Regions from separate parts of the Homo sapiens genome. Here region 2 is linked to region 1. A link is a loop called in an ENCODE intact Hi-C map of the cell type or tissue named here. Cell type or tissue: PC-9. All regions are shown on one strand. Links, peaks and the distances in the headings refer to the core of each region. The heading gives the core; the rest is flanking DNA.

Region 1 (7,895 bases), core at 1,298-6,297:
ATAGAGATAGAGATAGAGATAGAGATAGAGACACAGATAGAGATAGAGATATAGAGATAGAGATAGAGATAGATAGATAGAGATAGAGATAGATAGAGATAGAGATAGAGATAGATAGAGATAGAGATAGAGATAGAGATAGAGACACAGATAGAGATAGAGATAGAGATAGAGATAGAGATAGATAGAGACACAGATAGAGATAGAGATAGAGATAGAGATAGAGATAGAGATAGAGACACAGATAGAGATAGAGATAGAGATAGAGATAGAGATAGAGATAGATAGAGATAGAGACACAGATAGAGATAGAGATAGAGATAGAGATAGAGATAGAGATAGATAGAGATAGAGATAGATAGAGATAGAGATAGAGATAGATAGAGATAGAGATAGAGATAGAGATAGAGACACAGATAGAGATAGAGATAGAGATAGAGATAGATAGAGATAGAGATAGAGATAGAGATAGAGATAGAGATCATCAGCCTTTGTTTCATTTGCCACTGTATCCCCAGTGCTCAGAAGGGTTCTCAGCAGGTACTCCCAAAACCGTGTTGAATGAAGAGATCAATCAATACATCTTTCTCTTCTTTCACAATCTCGTCACAAAAGATGCCTATCTCTTTCTGAGGCTATGTAATTCCATCAACCTAAATCCTTTTCTCCTCTCTACCAACATGAATTGTTTCTTCTTCTCCCCATCTTTCTTTGTGGCTAGTCCTCAACCTACCAATCAAACAAGAGTCATGGTCGTCTATGCACATCATAATTAGCGAAGTCAGAAATGATGAATTCCAGTCCCAAAACTAATACCAAGTAGTTGTATAGGCCTTCAGCATGTCACTATATTCTCTCTGCACAGGGAGGAATTGCAGCGTTATGATCAAGAACGCAAGTTTGCGGGTTTGAATCGATCGGGCACTAGGTCATGTAACCTCAGTCTCTCTAAGTTTTAACTCCCCATCTGTAAAATGTTACAACAATTCTTATTTCTTAGAAGGTTACTCTAAGAATTAACTGGGAAAATGAAAGTATACAAACCCTCCATGGTACAAGACTCAGGTTAGATATTATCATACATATTCTTTAAATTACGGAAAGACTGGATGATCTCTAAAAATGCCCTCTAGTTCTAAGAATGTATTACTAACTCTTAGTATGCTGAAGAAGTCAGAACTGGGCTGGGACTGCAAGCAGAGGGTGCACGTCAAACAACAGCATCCTAGCTCTAGTGCCTAGTGCCAAAACATCCTAGAGCAAGGGCAGGTCCTCACCTTGTGCTAGATGCTGATCTCCTGAGCACCTCCGAAAAAAAGAACCACTTCCTCTTACTATTACTAAGATATAGATTATATTCCTTACCTATAATAAACAGAATTCCAAAACACAATTTCCTGGAGAAGGGGAAAAACCTGTACTACTTTGAAGCAGTAAGGTGTACATTATTTTGGCTTATTGATACAATCAGCTCTGCTCTGCACATTGAGAATTCATCCTGAAAATACATTTAATGGTAGGTCCCTAGTATAGCATCACAATTTTGGAACAAGAAAAGAACTTTAATTCTTGAGAATACTGTAAATGATATATCAAAAGTCCCAGTGTTACTAGTGAGAGTAGCCTCAAGTGCCAGTCAAAAGTGGTATGCTAATAAGCAGTTCACAAAATTCTCAATTATAAAAGCAAAACAACAATAATTATCTTGTCTAACCCATGCCATTACTATGAAGAGCAAATAAAACAATAAAGATCAAATCAAATCAAAGTGCTATAAACTGTAAGGTGTTTCGAAATTTTTTAACCCACTGAATTTAAATTTCCCTCCATGGCTGGACACAGTGGCTCCTGCCTATAATTCTTGTGCTTTGGGGGCTGAGGCAGGAGGACTGCTTGAAGCCAGGAGTTCAAGAACATCCTGGGCAACATAGTGAGACCCTGTCTCTACAAAAAATACAAATTAAAAAATCAGCCAGGAGAGGTGGCCTGCATCTGTAGTCCTAGCTACTCAAGATGCTGAAGTGGGAGGATCACCTGAGCCCAGAAGTTCAAGGTTACAGTGAGCTATGATCAAGGCACTGCACTACAGCCTGAATGACAAAGTGAAACCTTGTCGCAAAAAAAAAATAATAAATTAATAAAAAAATGTCCCTCCATATTCAGATGAGAACAGAATTAAACACCTAGTCATAAAAACCTTAGGAAGTTGTTATTATCATTATCCTCATTTTATAGATGAGGAAATGGAGGCTTAAAGAAGTAAAGTAACTCCTGAATGGATGCGGTGGCTCACACCTGTAATCCCAGCACTTTGGGTGGCTGAGGAGGACAGATCACCTGAGGTCGGGAGTTCGAGACCAGCCTGACCAACAGGGAGAAACCCCATCTCTACTAAAAATACAGAATTAGCCAGGTGTGGTGGCACATGCCTATAATCCCAGCTACTCGGGAGGCTGTGGCAGGAGAATCGCTTGAACCCAGGAGGCGAGGTTGTGGTGAGCCAAGATTGTGCTATTGCACTCCAGCCTGGGCAACAAGAGCAAAACTCCATCTCACACACACACACACACACACACACACACACACACACACACACACACACACACACACAAAGAAGAAGTAAAGTAACTCCTCTAAGGTCACACAACTAGTAAAGGTAGAGGGCTGGTTTTCAAGCCTATGTCTGACACCAAAGACCATGCTTTTAACCACTATATTACTAAATCCAGACCACCTCTGTGAAAGTCATCAGATTAAAAGAGATGGTTACAAAACGGGAGCGATTCCATATATACTGTACCTTGTATAACACCAGAGGGCCTTAGTCCATGTACCCTGAATAGGGAAAAAAAAAACAAAAAAAACAAAACAAAACAAAAAACAAACAGATCTTTTCACATGTAACTGTTTTCCTTAAAGGATTTTTAAAATTTTTTAAACTCCAGGCTAGGCACAGTGGCTCACGCCTGTAATCCGAGCACTTTGGGAGGCAGAGGCAGGAGGATTGCTTGAGCTCAGGAGTCCCAGACCAGCCTAGGCAACACAGTGAGACTCTGTCTCTGCAAAAAGTTTTAAAAATTAGCCAGGTGTGGTGGCACATGCCTATAAGTCTTGGCTACTCAGGAGGCTGAGGCAGGAGAAGCGTTTGATCCCAGGAGTTCCAGGCTGCAATGAGCTATTAATATAATCATGCCACTGCACTCCAGCTTGGGTGACAGAGTAAGATTCTATCTCTAAAAATAAAAATGAAAGAAAAACTCCATGCTCCATGTTCTTTTTTCATATATACTTAATTTAGTAATCCGAGTGTTAGATCGAAGTCTGGGATAGCTGCAGAAAAGATGAAATCAACTAAGAGCAAATTATAGAAACACATGAAAACTTTCAAAGAGCTGGTATAAACTGCCTTTTACTGGGCTCTAACACTGGCAAGTTACATTGGAAAAGGTGACTCTTGTCAAGTGCCACCAGAGTAATTTTTTAAGCAATGCTAATAAATAGACATATTACATTCTTAAAATCATCCCAAATTCCAAAGAAAGTTAGCTTTCATTCTTTTATCTTTTATGATGAGATGGTTCTATTTGCGCAGTGGCCCTAGTAACTTACAGAAATAATCACTGAGACTCAGCTACTCCTGCAATGGCTAAAAACTAAAAACCATTCATGAATGACAATAAATACAATCTATTCTCTATGGTACAAGAAACCAATCACAAGCCCATCTGGGTGAGACCTGGCTAATAAGAATATTATTTGAGGGGGGTACAAAGAGAAGCATGGATTGCCAAGGGGGAAAAGTCATTTATTAGACTGTGACAAGCTTTTAAATGTTTGCATTATCATTAACCAACTGCTTGGTTCTCTGGTTTGTACACCTGCCACCTCCATCCAAAGCTATTACAGTAGCAAACTTGGAAGTGCGGCTGACCTCTAGAACACTGGCACCCTCTTCTGACCCTTTTGCTGTATTGCATGCACTCAAGCTACTGAAGTGAAAAACGATTAATAAAGCTATTACATTTTAAAATAACTTAAAGAGTGTAATTGGATTGTTTGTAACTCAAAGGATACACGATTGAGGGGATGGATACCGCCATTCTCCATAATTTATTTTCACATTGTATGCCTGTATTAAATATCTCACATACCCCATAAATATATATACCTACTATGCACCCACAAAAAATTTTTAAAATAAAGCTATAAATGAATAACTTTGCAGGTAACATTATCTAGATGATTTCATATTTATAATTCCCTGAATAAACCTAAGTTTAGCTTAATAAAAGTAAGAAAATGCAGATCATCTAAATACTATGTTCTCTTAACATCTCAACAGTATATGCATTAGTTGATTTTATTAGAAGAATTATAAAATGATAACAATGACGAATGTACAAAGACTTTACTATGTGCCAGACACTGGCAGTAAATAAACGAGTTTAATTCTAACAACAAACTTATGAGTTAAGCACTACTATTCTCTTCACCTTACAGACGTGAAAAGTGAAGTGTAAGGAAGTTGAATACGTTCCCAGGATCACGCGACTCATAGTAAGTGGTAAAGATGGAAGTCCAAACTCAGTAAACATGACTCTAGAGCCAAAGCCTTAGCCACTACTGCATCTCATGATTTTATACCCAAATATCTCTGTGAGGTAGAATGGAGCTGACATCATAACAAAATGAAACATAACTAAAATAGAAAAAGTGTAAGTTATAAGAAAAATGACAAACATGTCAGCTAAAATCTCCCATTTTTAACAAAGCCCCAAATTGTACAGATAAAAATATTACATGAAACAGTTTAGGTTCCTTCTTCATTCTTCCTTATTGGAAGATTCTTGTCTTCTAAGACTATGAGGTTTTTATTCTTTCTTTTCCTCCTCATTCCTTTTTTCCACCAAATTATGTTCTTATTTTTCTTTAAAGAAAAAAAGCTAATCTACATCATATGCTTTATGTTTCTTCTATAAAGCAAAACTACTTATCTATTCTTAAATTATCTATTTCACTGCAACCTTTAAAAAATATTTATATTAAGACAGTAAATCCACATGGTATCATCAACTCTTTCTCTTCGATCATTGAAAGTAAGATAGATAAGAATCGATCTGGGATTATTTAGCAAATACACTAAATATCTATCTGAAGTCATATACCTATCTGAAGATGGTGGATACCTAACTGAAGTCATAGCCAATAGTCTAGATCATCTTCCAAGATTTTGAAAAACACTGCCCGGGCATGGTGGCTCATGCCTGTAATCCCAGCACTTTGGGAGGCAGAGGCGGGCGGATCAAGAGGTCAGGAGTTCGAGACCAGCCTGGCCAATATGGTGAAACCCCATCTCCACTAAAAATACAAAAATTAGCCAGGCTTGGTGGCATGCGCCTATAATCCCAGCTACTCAGGAGGCTGAGGCAGGAGAATCACCTGAATCCAGGAGGCGGAGGTAGTGGTGAGCCAAGATCACGCCAAGCCAAGATCACACCACTGCACTCCAGCCTGGGCAACAGAGCGAGAGGCCATCTCAAAAAAAAAAAAAAAATTCTAAAAACACTAACTTTATTTTCAAACAGGATATGAAGACACATTGTCTAATAATCTGTGGTTTAAAATTAGACTATCTAGAACTTTAACAGATTCCAGTTTCCTATATACAGTTATTCATAATATCACAACTTAAAGACACTTAAATGTACTCCAAACACAGTGTAACCAAGCTCATTGTCATTCATGACTAGAAAATTCACCAGGGGTTGAACTGAAGCTTCTAAATCAATGATTTCTCTTTTACAATTATCCTTTTATTTTTAATACTGTCAGAGTATACTTTGAAGTACAGACTTGGCAAAAGTTTAAAGAATTAAAAACATAAACTGCACCTGTTTTAACTTGTTAGATCTAAGAACAACTGAAATAAGATGGTTACATTTTAGCACAGTGACTGATCACGCTGCTGAAGAATTAATCATAACATTACTCATATTTCCCAATTCTAAACATAACAAAAACAGCACAGGTAACGCTTATGAAAAGGTGCCAAGAAACCAACTCCCCACAAATCCCAGAATTGTTTCTACCTCAGTCTGCAGGATGGCAGCCCTCTGCTCCTTAGCAGTCAAGGACTCCTTCAACACTTCAATGTGCTGTTTACTATCTGAGAACTGGTTTGTGAGTGTTTCTAGCTTTGTCTGCAGGGCGAGTAGTTCTGTGTCCTTTCTGGACAGCTCCTGTTTCACCTGGCCAATCTAGAAAAGAAGTAAAACACTTTAAGGAAAAAAGAAATAAAACAAACACCTCTTATCTGTATCTTTCACAGATCTGAGTCACAAAATATGAAACTAAATGCAGCACGAACTGTGTGATAGGTCATATTCATCTTTTTGCATGACATAACCTTGGATCTCCCCAACCCTGAGCCAAAAAAAACCACTAAACTTATTCAACCAATAGGGAAATGTCCAGTTTTCATTTATTGTGTCTTCTAAATATTCTTTGAAACCTCTTAGAAAGGGAATGGAGGGAAAGGAAATTCCAATTCAATTAGATGACTATGAGACAGCAGTAAGCAACTGAACACCACTGTACTGATGAAATGGTTTTCATTTTTCTAGGTGAGACCTCTTCAGAACATGATGGATCAAATGCAGGATGAGTGCAGATATAACAAAAAAGGTTTTAGAAACCTCCTAGTACTATTTAAAATTCAAAATCTGCTGCTGTTGTGCTAATTTTTCACTGTTATCTTTTTCATTCTCAAAAGTTTGCATAAAATTCTTATCTTAAAAAGCCACTTTTAATGTTATACATAACATGGTTTTGTAAAATCCTATAATTTGATGTTATGTGTATTGATTAATTTCTCTCTTAACATTGAAAGTATTTTCTTTCTAACACCTTCTTTACATTCCTGTTTTCTAAGAATTTTAAAAATAGTTTTTTACCCTAAATGGAAGCCATGTAAACAGAAATTACATCTCCTTTTAAATTATGTCTACCACCTAACAAGGAACTAAAAAAGATACTAATTATTGGAAGTATACATTTGACAAGTCAGTAATTTCGGTGTCACTGATGAAACAAAAAGTTATCTTTTCATTTTCAAAAACTTGAATGTATCTAAAGTATTGTAATTGTAATAATCTTAGGTATAAGGGATAAAGCTTTTGAGAACAATTTCCCATGAAGAAATAAATTTCACATTAATTAAAATTAGACCTTTGAGGAACACCAAAAATAAATTTCCAATTTAGCCTTCTGTTTCAAAAAAGATTAAGTATTTTTCTCATATGCATAAAATCTCTTTTTAGAGATATAGTTATTCATTCATTCAACAAATATTTCTGTATGCTTATTGTATACAAAGTACCTGAGGATACTAAAAACATCAGTGGAAGATAATTTTAAACGGTGGCTATATTCATCCTGCAAAATAGTATGTACCCAAGAGTTAGCACACACTGTAACAACGTGGAGTCTTTTATGATATCCCTTCACCAATAAAAACAACCCATTAACACTATTCCATTCCCTAACACACTGATTGTAACAAAAACACATTTGTTGTATGAATGAATATTTTGGGGGATGTTCAAAGTGTTACCATTTTCTCAGCTAAAGAACTATGACTAAGATTATTCAAATTTCCAGCTACCTCCAATCACGTGGTCAAAAATAAATATAAAAATCTGTTTCGTCATCATCTGCATTATTAAGTAAGCTTCAAATAATGCTATATTGACCTTAAAGACTAAGAAAGAAAAGAAAATATTTTAAATGAAAAGCAGGGTTTAGGCCGGGTGCAGTGGCTCACGCCTGTAATCATTGCACTTTGGAAGGCCGAGGCGGGTGGATCACAAGGTCAGGAGATCAAGACCATCCTGGCC
Region 2 (7,895 bases), core at 1,774-6,773, 490 kb before region 1:
CAGGAGCCCAGGATCCCAGGAGGTTGAGGCTGCAGTGAGCCATGATTATGCCATTGCACTTCAGCCTAGGCAACAGAGTGAGACCCTGTCTCAAAAAGAAAAAAAAAAGAATTTTCTACTTGTTTAGGGATCTCTCAGGATCCCTAACATGTAAGAAATATTTAGGAAACCAGGCTCTGACTTACTGCCACCACGTATTTTGCATCCCTAATATTTAGTAACAGGGCGTGAAGCAGTTGACTTTTATATGTAATCTGGGCGCTTCCTCTTACATAACACCAGAAACTTCTCGTTCTCTCCAACTTTTTTTTCCGTTTGTAAGACATTTCTTTCCCATGGTAGGACAGTGACAGTTGACAATGCTTTTTTTCCAGATCTTCCATTCTTCTTTTTCTAGCTTTGTCTTAGAATTAAAATGAACAGTTTCAAAAATAAACTTGATTTTCTTTAAAAGAAAGAAAACAAAACAAACAAAAACCCTTAGTTTGGAACACAACCCATGGTTGGAAGTGAACCACCTGCTCTCTCCCACAGCCATGGATAATTCAGTGTTACCCATGGGATTATGCTGGCCAAGGATTTCAAAATGCTCATATTTCAAGCACTTACTATCTTATACTATATAACACTGAAAAATACTAGTTAGCATATTAATTCATGTAGTAGCCCCAACTTTCTGTCAGTTTGTGACATCTTACAGGGTGTTTTTAATAAGCAATAGGTTTACAATGAAAGTTGTGATGGTCAGGATGTTAATATAGCATTAAGGAAGCAAATGTGTATTAAACTTTATTAGCAGCTCCTGGGCATTTCCTGTAGTGAAGCTTTACAGACTAAGACACATTTCTGATGTAATCACAAGGCAAGCTGATTCAATTTTGGCTCTGCCAGCGGTGACAATTTCTTAGTATACTATTGTTTAAAGTATGCCCTACTTTTTAAAGTTTATAGATATAAAAGCAGGAAAATGGCTGAAAGAGGGATCCCAAAGATTGTGTTTTCCATTTTCCCATAGCACTTCAGCAGCCATTGACATGCCTGAGGACATCCATCATCACTCCATCTGAAATTTCTCCTTTTCCTCCCTTTATTGCCGGAAGATCACTGAGCAACCCTAATCACACAGCAGTCTAAGTGATCAAACTTTTATGTACTGCAGCGAATTTCTTACCATTCCAATTGCTCACAAATTTATTGAAATATCAAGTAAAAAGGCAACAATAGGCCAGGTGCAGTGGCTCCTACCTGTAATCCCAGCACTTTGGGAGGCCGAGACGGGTGGATCACCTGAACTCAGGAGTTCAAGACCAGCCTGGCCAACATGGTGAAACCCCGTCTCTACTAAAAATACAAAAAAAAAAAAATTAGCTGAGCGTGGTGGTACATGCCTGTAGTCCCAGCTATTCGGGAGGCTGAGGCAGGAGAATCCCTTGAACCCGGGAGGCGGAGGTTGCAGTGAGCCGAGATCGCATCACTGCACTCCAGCCTGGGTGACAAGAGCGAGACTCCGTCTCAAAATAAATAAAGGCAACAATAGCAGATGACTGCAATCCTGAGTGTGCGCCTGGGTGAGGAGACTCAAAGACGCTCGGCATGTCGGAGGAGAGATGCGTTCAACCTGAATTGTTCCCGTGACCCTGAGAAAGTGACTTCTCATTCTCTGCTTTATTTTCATTTGTAAACAAATAAAAAGCAAGCAAACAAAAAGCAACCATTGTCATTAAATGTCTACACAGTGCTTTTGTTAAATATTTACACCTGCTTTGAGTGTCATCTGGTCACTAAGATTTGCTATTATGTGACAACTCTCATTTAGGTTCCCTGAACCAGTTAAATTAAGGAAATTAAGGAATTCTTTTTTTTTTCTTTCTTTCTTTTTTTTTCTGAGACAGAGTCTTGCTCTGTCACCCAGGCTGGAGTGCAGTTGCGTGATCTCAGTTCACTGCAACCTCCGCCTCCCCAGTTCAAGCAATTCTGCCTCAGCCTCCTGAGTAGCTAGGATTACAGGTGTGCTCCACCAGACCCAGCTAATTTTTGTATTTTTAGTAGAGACAGGGTTTCACCATGTTGGCCAGGCTGATCCCGAACTCCTGACCTCGTAATCCACCTGCCTTGGCCTCCCAAAGTGTTGGGATTACAGGCCTGAGCCACTGCACCTGGCCCATTAAAGAATTCTTGATGGTTACAACAGTAGCCACTGATTTCTTATGTTAGTTACTTGAACTCTTTGGCCTTCAATAGTAAGTTAGTTAGTTAGTTAGTTAGTTTGTTTGTTTATTTTGAGACGGAGTCTTGCTCTGTCGCCCAGGCTGGAGTGCAGTTGCTCGATCTCAGCTGACTGCAACCTCCGTCTCCCAGGTTCATGCGATTCTCCTGCTTCAGCCTCCTGAGCAGGTGGGATTACAGGCGTACACCATCACACTGGCTAATTTTTGTATTTTTAGTAGAGATGAGGTTTCACCATGTTGGCCAGGCTGATCTCAAACTCCTGACCTCAAGTGATCTGCCTACCTCGGCCTCCCAAAGTGCTGGGATTACAGGCGTGAGCCACCGCGCCTGGCCAAATAGTTTAAAAATAAAAAATAAACAACAAAGAATCTCACTGAAGCTTGAGATTGAAGCTCAGTCTGAAGCCCCAGGCAAGCTGTTCCAACTTTAGAGAAAATGTGGACAGGGTTTTCATGCCTCTTTAATTTCCTGCACACAAGGCGGGAAGGTCAGTGCTTGGTGTTACTGACCTCTTTAGGAATGACTGGATTCAGGAAGGCAGTGGCATCATGTGACATAAAGGTGTGGTTTTACCTCAGAACCATCTTTTCTGGGGTGTGAAGAGTTAATCAGCATTAACTCTGAGCCTTCGCTTTTCTGCCCCTTGAGACTCTGCTTGTTTTTTTTAAAACCTTTAACCCTATCCTCTTGGCAGAAAAGGGGACCTGGCTGTGAACTCTGTAGCTGGGCTGATCCCTAAAGCTCCTCTGGGTCTGACATTATGTAAGAAATGTAAATGCTCTGACTCATCCAGATAGGACTTTCCAGCAAAGCCTGGCCTGGCGCCAGCACCTTTTCAAAAAGGGAGCACCCTTCGCACTGTGGCTCAGTCAGGCCTCGGGCGGCAGCGTCCCGCCGAACGCGGAGTTCCAAATCCGCTCTCAGTAAGACTGATCTTGATTCCCCCTTGTCTTTTGAAATATTTATCAACATGCGAAAGCCTCTGAGGATCCTGATAAAATGACCTTTACTGGCAGAGGGAACAGAGCCCCAGGCTAGGCAGAAGCAGCCAAGTCAGCAGTCCACTCCACGGTGGTGAACGTTTGGAATTTAGGCAGCTCCAGGCAGCCTCTAAACCTGTGCCTACTTCCCTTGGAAAACAGAATTGAAACTGCTTCTCCACGCCCACTTCGGCCCTCAGTGCTGACATTCTGGAAAGAGCTCTAGCTGCGATAACCGTCCCACCCCACAGACATAAAATGGCACTTGGCAGAAATTGACACGCAAGAGCCTCCCCTTGAGAGCGCCTTCTCTTCCCTCCTCTCCAGACGCTGTGCCTGGCCCGCTCCTGCTTCCCCTTCTGCTCGGCAGGGTGCACTCCTCATTAGTCCTAGTTGTACTTTTCACTCTTCCCGGGCCCTGGCACTCTCTTCATGCCCGGCCACACCCCGCTTTTCCCAGCACTGTCCCTCCATGCCAGAATCTCCCCGAAGTTCTGCTCCCGGGCTGTCACTGGGAAGAGAGGTCACCGACACCCGAGTGGGCTTTTCAAGGATAAAGGGCTAGTAGGGAAGTCACCGCTAGAGGGTGACATAATTACACACAAACGCATTCCTGGTCCTGCGAGGCCACAGCCAGCTGTGGGCCTGAAGGCATGAAACAGGTATCAGGATATCTACCCTGCAGTACACACACTCACACAGGCACAAACACACACCACCCTCTGTCTCTCACATACACTCACTCTCACACACACACACCCTCCCCCACACACTCTCACACACACACTTTCTCACACACTCACACACACACTCTCACACACACTCTCTCACCCCCACACACTCACACACACTCACCCCACACACTCTCACACTCACTCTCACACACACTCACCCTACACTCTCTCACACACTCTCACCTCCCACACACTCACCCCACACACTCTCACACACCCCCACACACTCTCACACTATCACACACTCACCCTACACACACCCCTCACACACTCACACACACTCACCCCCCACACACTCTCACACCCCCCACAAACACCCACACACACTCTCACACACCCCCACACACTCTCACACACTCTCACACACTCTCTCACACACTCACCCTACACACTCACACACCCCTCACACACTGTCTCACACACACTCACCCCCCCACACACACCCCACACACTCTCACACACACACACACACACTCTCACCCCCCCCCACACACACACTCTGACCTATTTTGGCTAGCAAACCAACCAGAGCCTTCGAGTGTCTTCCATGATCACCATGCCTCACCGTGACCAGATCCTGCTCACAGTATGGTCAATATGACACTCACTGTTAACTCTTTTTTTTCCCCAAGCCAAAGGTACTTTATGAGGAGTTGTTCAAATACATAATGGGACAGCAGTACTCCTAACAAGCAAAACATACCACACATTTACATGGCGCTTTAAAGATCTCAAAACATATTTGCACATCTTTTTTTCCTTTTATTTTCAGTTGACATGTAAAAATTGTACACATTTATAGAGCACAGAGTGCTATTTCTATCCATGTATGCTATGTGTAATGGATCCAATCAGGGTAATCAGCATATCCATCACCTCGAAAACCATTTCTTTGTGTTGGGAACACTGAAAATCCTCTCTTCTAGCTTTTTGAACAAATAAAATAAATTGTTAACTATATTCGCCCTACGGTGCTTTAGAACACTAGAACTTATTCCTCCTGTCTAGTTGTAATTTTACATCCATTAACCAACCTACTCCTGCCCTCCCCTCCCTGCTGCACTTCCCAGCCTCCTTCTTTCAGACAGGGTCTCCCTCTGTTACCCAGGCTAGAGTGCAGTGGTGTGATCATACCTCACTGCAGCCTCGACCTCCTGGGCTCAAGCAATCCTCCCATCTTAGCCTCCAGAGTAGCTGGGATCCCTGGTGCGCACCACAATGCCAGGCTAATTTTTGTATTTTTGTAGAGATGGGGGTCTCCACATGTTGCCCAGGCTGGTCTCGAACTCCTGACCTCAAGTGATCCACCCGCCTTGGCTTCCCAAAGTGCTGGGATTACAGACGTGAGCCACAGTGCCTCACCCCTACTTCTGTTTCTATGAGCTCAGTTGTTTTTAGCTCCCACACATGAGTGAGAACATGTGGCATTTATCTGTCTGTGTCATGGACCTCTCTTTACGTGGCATCATAGAGTAACTGCATCCTAGCAAGGCGGACTGCTAAACTTATACTGTTAACACAGCAAAGCATGGTGGCTGGGATATGGGCTCTAGATCCAGATCACAGAATTCAAATTCCAGTTCGGCCAGCTGTTTGGTCTTGAGCCAGTCCCTTCTCTGGGCTGTACTTTCTTCATCTGTAAAATGGAGATAGTAATGAACCCTCTTCATAGGCTGTAAAATGAGCTGTTGTCACAATTAGGGAAGTTCATAAATGTAAAGACCTTAAAAGAAGGCCTACTGCTCAATCAATGCTCTGTAAACATTAGGCTGTTTTCATTACGGTCTGTCACCATACTAGGAGGTTACACACATTACCCCAGTCAACCCTCACAAAACTCCCAAGATTTGGAAATCACTAGTTCCATTTCATAGATGAGATAATGGAGCCTCTTAGTGGTTAAATAATTTGTCCAAAGTCATAGAGCTAATAAGTGACAGAGTCAAGATTTTATCCTAGAATTCATCTGACTGTAAAACCTAAGTTCTTTCCACCATACCACTGGAGAAAATTTCAACCTTTGTATCAGAGGAGCTCATGATCTAAACGACAGAAGATGGAGGGGGGCGGGGGACTATAGTTTTGTCCTACAGGATTTTAATTTTGCCAAAAAAGAGAGAGCTTTTAAGAAGTATAATTTAACAAAAGTTTTAAAGAAGGAAAAAAAAGGTGGGTACTAGGAGGTTCTACCAGCGATTCTCAGTTCTGTGATCCCCAGTTCCCAGGTGATGCTGACAGCAATGTGAGAAACGCAAATTCTCAGGCCTCTCCCCAGATGTCCTGCATCAGGAAGCCCTCAAGTTTATTCTGATGCCTAGTCAAGCTTCAGAATCACCACGCTAAGCAAAAGAAAGAGTAACAGTTGGGCCAGGCGTAATGACTCACGCCTATAATCCCAGCACTTTGGGAGGCTGAGACGGGTGGGTCACCTGAGGTCAGGAGTTCAAGACCAGCCCGGCCAACATAGTGAAACCCCATCTCTACTAATAATACAAAAGTCAGCCAGGCGTGGTGGCAGGTGCCTGTAATCCCAGCTACTCGGGAGGCTGAGGCAGGAGAATCGCTTGAACCCGGGAGGAGGAGGTTGCCGTGAGCCGAGATCACGCCACTGCACTCCAGCCTGGGCGACAAGGTAAGACTCTGTCTCAGAAAAAAGAAAGAGTAAGAGTTGGTAGTGAAACCATAGGTCCAAGGCCACAGGACGGATGGATGTCTGGCAGAAGAGGAGTTCTGGACTATTTCTTTGCGCATGAATGGAACATGCTACCCTTCCTGACTTACAGAGGAGAAGATAAGATGCAAACACATGGCTGGCTCTACCTGAAAGATCATTCTCTTATGCGCCTACGCTTTTGTTATGTTTCCAGTCCTTGAACCTGTACATTTCTTTTTCTTTTTGAGACAGAGTCTCGCTCTGTCACCCAGGCTGGAGTGCAGTGGAGTGATCTCGCTCACTGCAACCTCCACATCCCAGGTTCAAGCTATTCTCCTGCCTCAGCCTCCCGAGTAGCTGAGATTACAGGCACCCACCACTACGCCTGGCTAATTTTTTGTATTTTTAGTAGAGACGGGGTTTCACCAAGTTAGCCAGGCTGGTCTCGAATTCCTGACCTTGTGATTCGCCTGCCTCGACCTGCCAAAGTGCTGGGATTACAGGCATGAGCCACTGCGCCCAGCTTCGAACCTGCACATTTCTTTAAAACAGGAAGTACAGTTTTAAAAAAGTGTCACTGTCAGTAAATGTACATCTGTATAATTCTGAGGCACATCTGTAAGGGTTTTTTTTTTTCTTTTTCAAAGTGCATCTTTATACAAGAAAAAAACAAAAACAGCATTTACTAGGTCCCTACTATGTGCCGGGCATGCACTAGGCCCTTCCTTTCTCGTGGATGTTTTCTTAACGCATCTCACCACAGCTCCGTGAACGACAATCACTTTCGTTTTATAGATGAGGAAATTGAAGCTCAAAGAATTGAGTGACTTTGCCATAGGTCAGGCAACAGACTACAGTGGGAGGGCAAGGATTCAAACACACAGCTTCAGACTCCAAGTATGGTGTGAACGCAGCTCACGGGAATGGGAACAGAAAGCACGGGCACGTAGGGGAGAGTCACACGTGGACGCCACAGGCAGGACACCCTGAACTTCCCTCTTTTTCCATCCTTGTCTGGTTCTATTGTTAGAGAGAAGAATGGGGCAAATGAGGAGAGAGCTGACTAAAACAAATTTTTTTTTTGAGGCAATCTCGGTTGTAAAAACAGTTGCAAAGTCCAGACCATGAATTAAAATTTTCTGACTTCAGATACTGAATTTCCAATTCCAGATACATAAGAGTTAAAGGTTTCTCTTTTTTCTCTCTCTCCTCTCTCTCTCTGTTACCCAGGCTGGAGTGCACTGGTGTGATCACGGCTCACTGCAGCCTCGACCTCCTGGGCTCAAACTATCCTCCTAC

What was found. A loop is a pair of places that touch in the nucleus more often than their neighbours do. Peaks named below come from ENCODE experiments on the same cell type or tissue, not always from the same donor. Only the 100,000 strongest peaks of a DNase experiment are listed, where the experiment ranks them.
Region 2: it touches region 1 in a loop (8-fold over the local background); 24 of 110 quality-filtered maps call a loop at or near these places.

The regions. Positions count from the first base shown.
Region 1 is chr12:1,114,228-1,122,122 of GRCh38, reverse strand. It overlaps ERC1 (ELKS/RAB6-interacting/CAST family member 1), which reads right to left. Exons shown (of 19, transcript NM_178040.4): 7 at 6,090-6,257. It overlaps LOC124902857 (a long non-coding RNA gene), which reads left to right. Exons shown (of 3, transcript XR_007063157.1): 2 at 4,501-4,557; 3 at 6,624-6,709. Among named protein-coding and RNA genes, the nearest start is that of ERC1, 130 kb to the right of the region's middle. RefSeq lists an enhancer at 5,524-6,723. In PC-9, for the core only: CTCF peaks have their summits at 3,754 and 3,973 (motif pointing left); DNase peaks (open chromatin) are centred at 3,922, 6,122 and 6,212; H3K4me3 peaks cover 740 bases; H3K27ac peaks cover 1,742 bases.
Region 2 is chr12:1,601,304-1,609,198 of GRCh38, reverse strand. No RefSeq gene overlaps it. Among named protein-coding and RNA genes, the nearest start is that of FBXL14, 11 kb to the right of the region's middle. RefSeq lists enhancers at 2,827-3,346, 3,497-3,576, 3,697-3,756, 3,347-3,868. In PC-9, for the core only: CTCF peaks have their summits at 3,536 and 3,739; DNase peaks (open chromatin) are centred at 3,028 and 3,818; H3K4me3 peaks cover 1,770 bases; H3K27ac peaks cover 2,002 bases.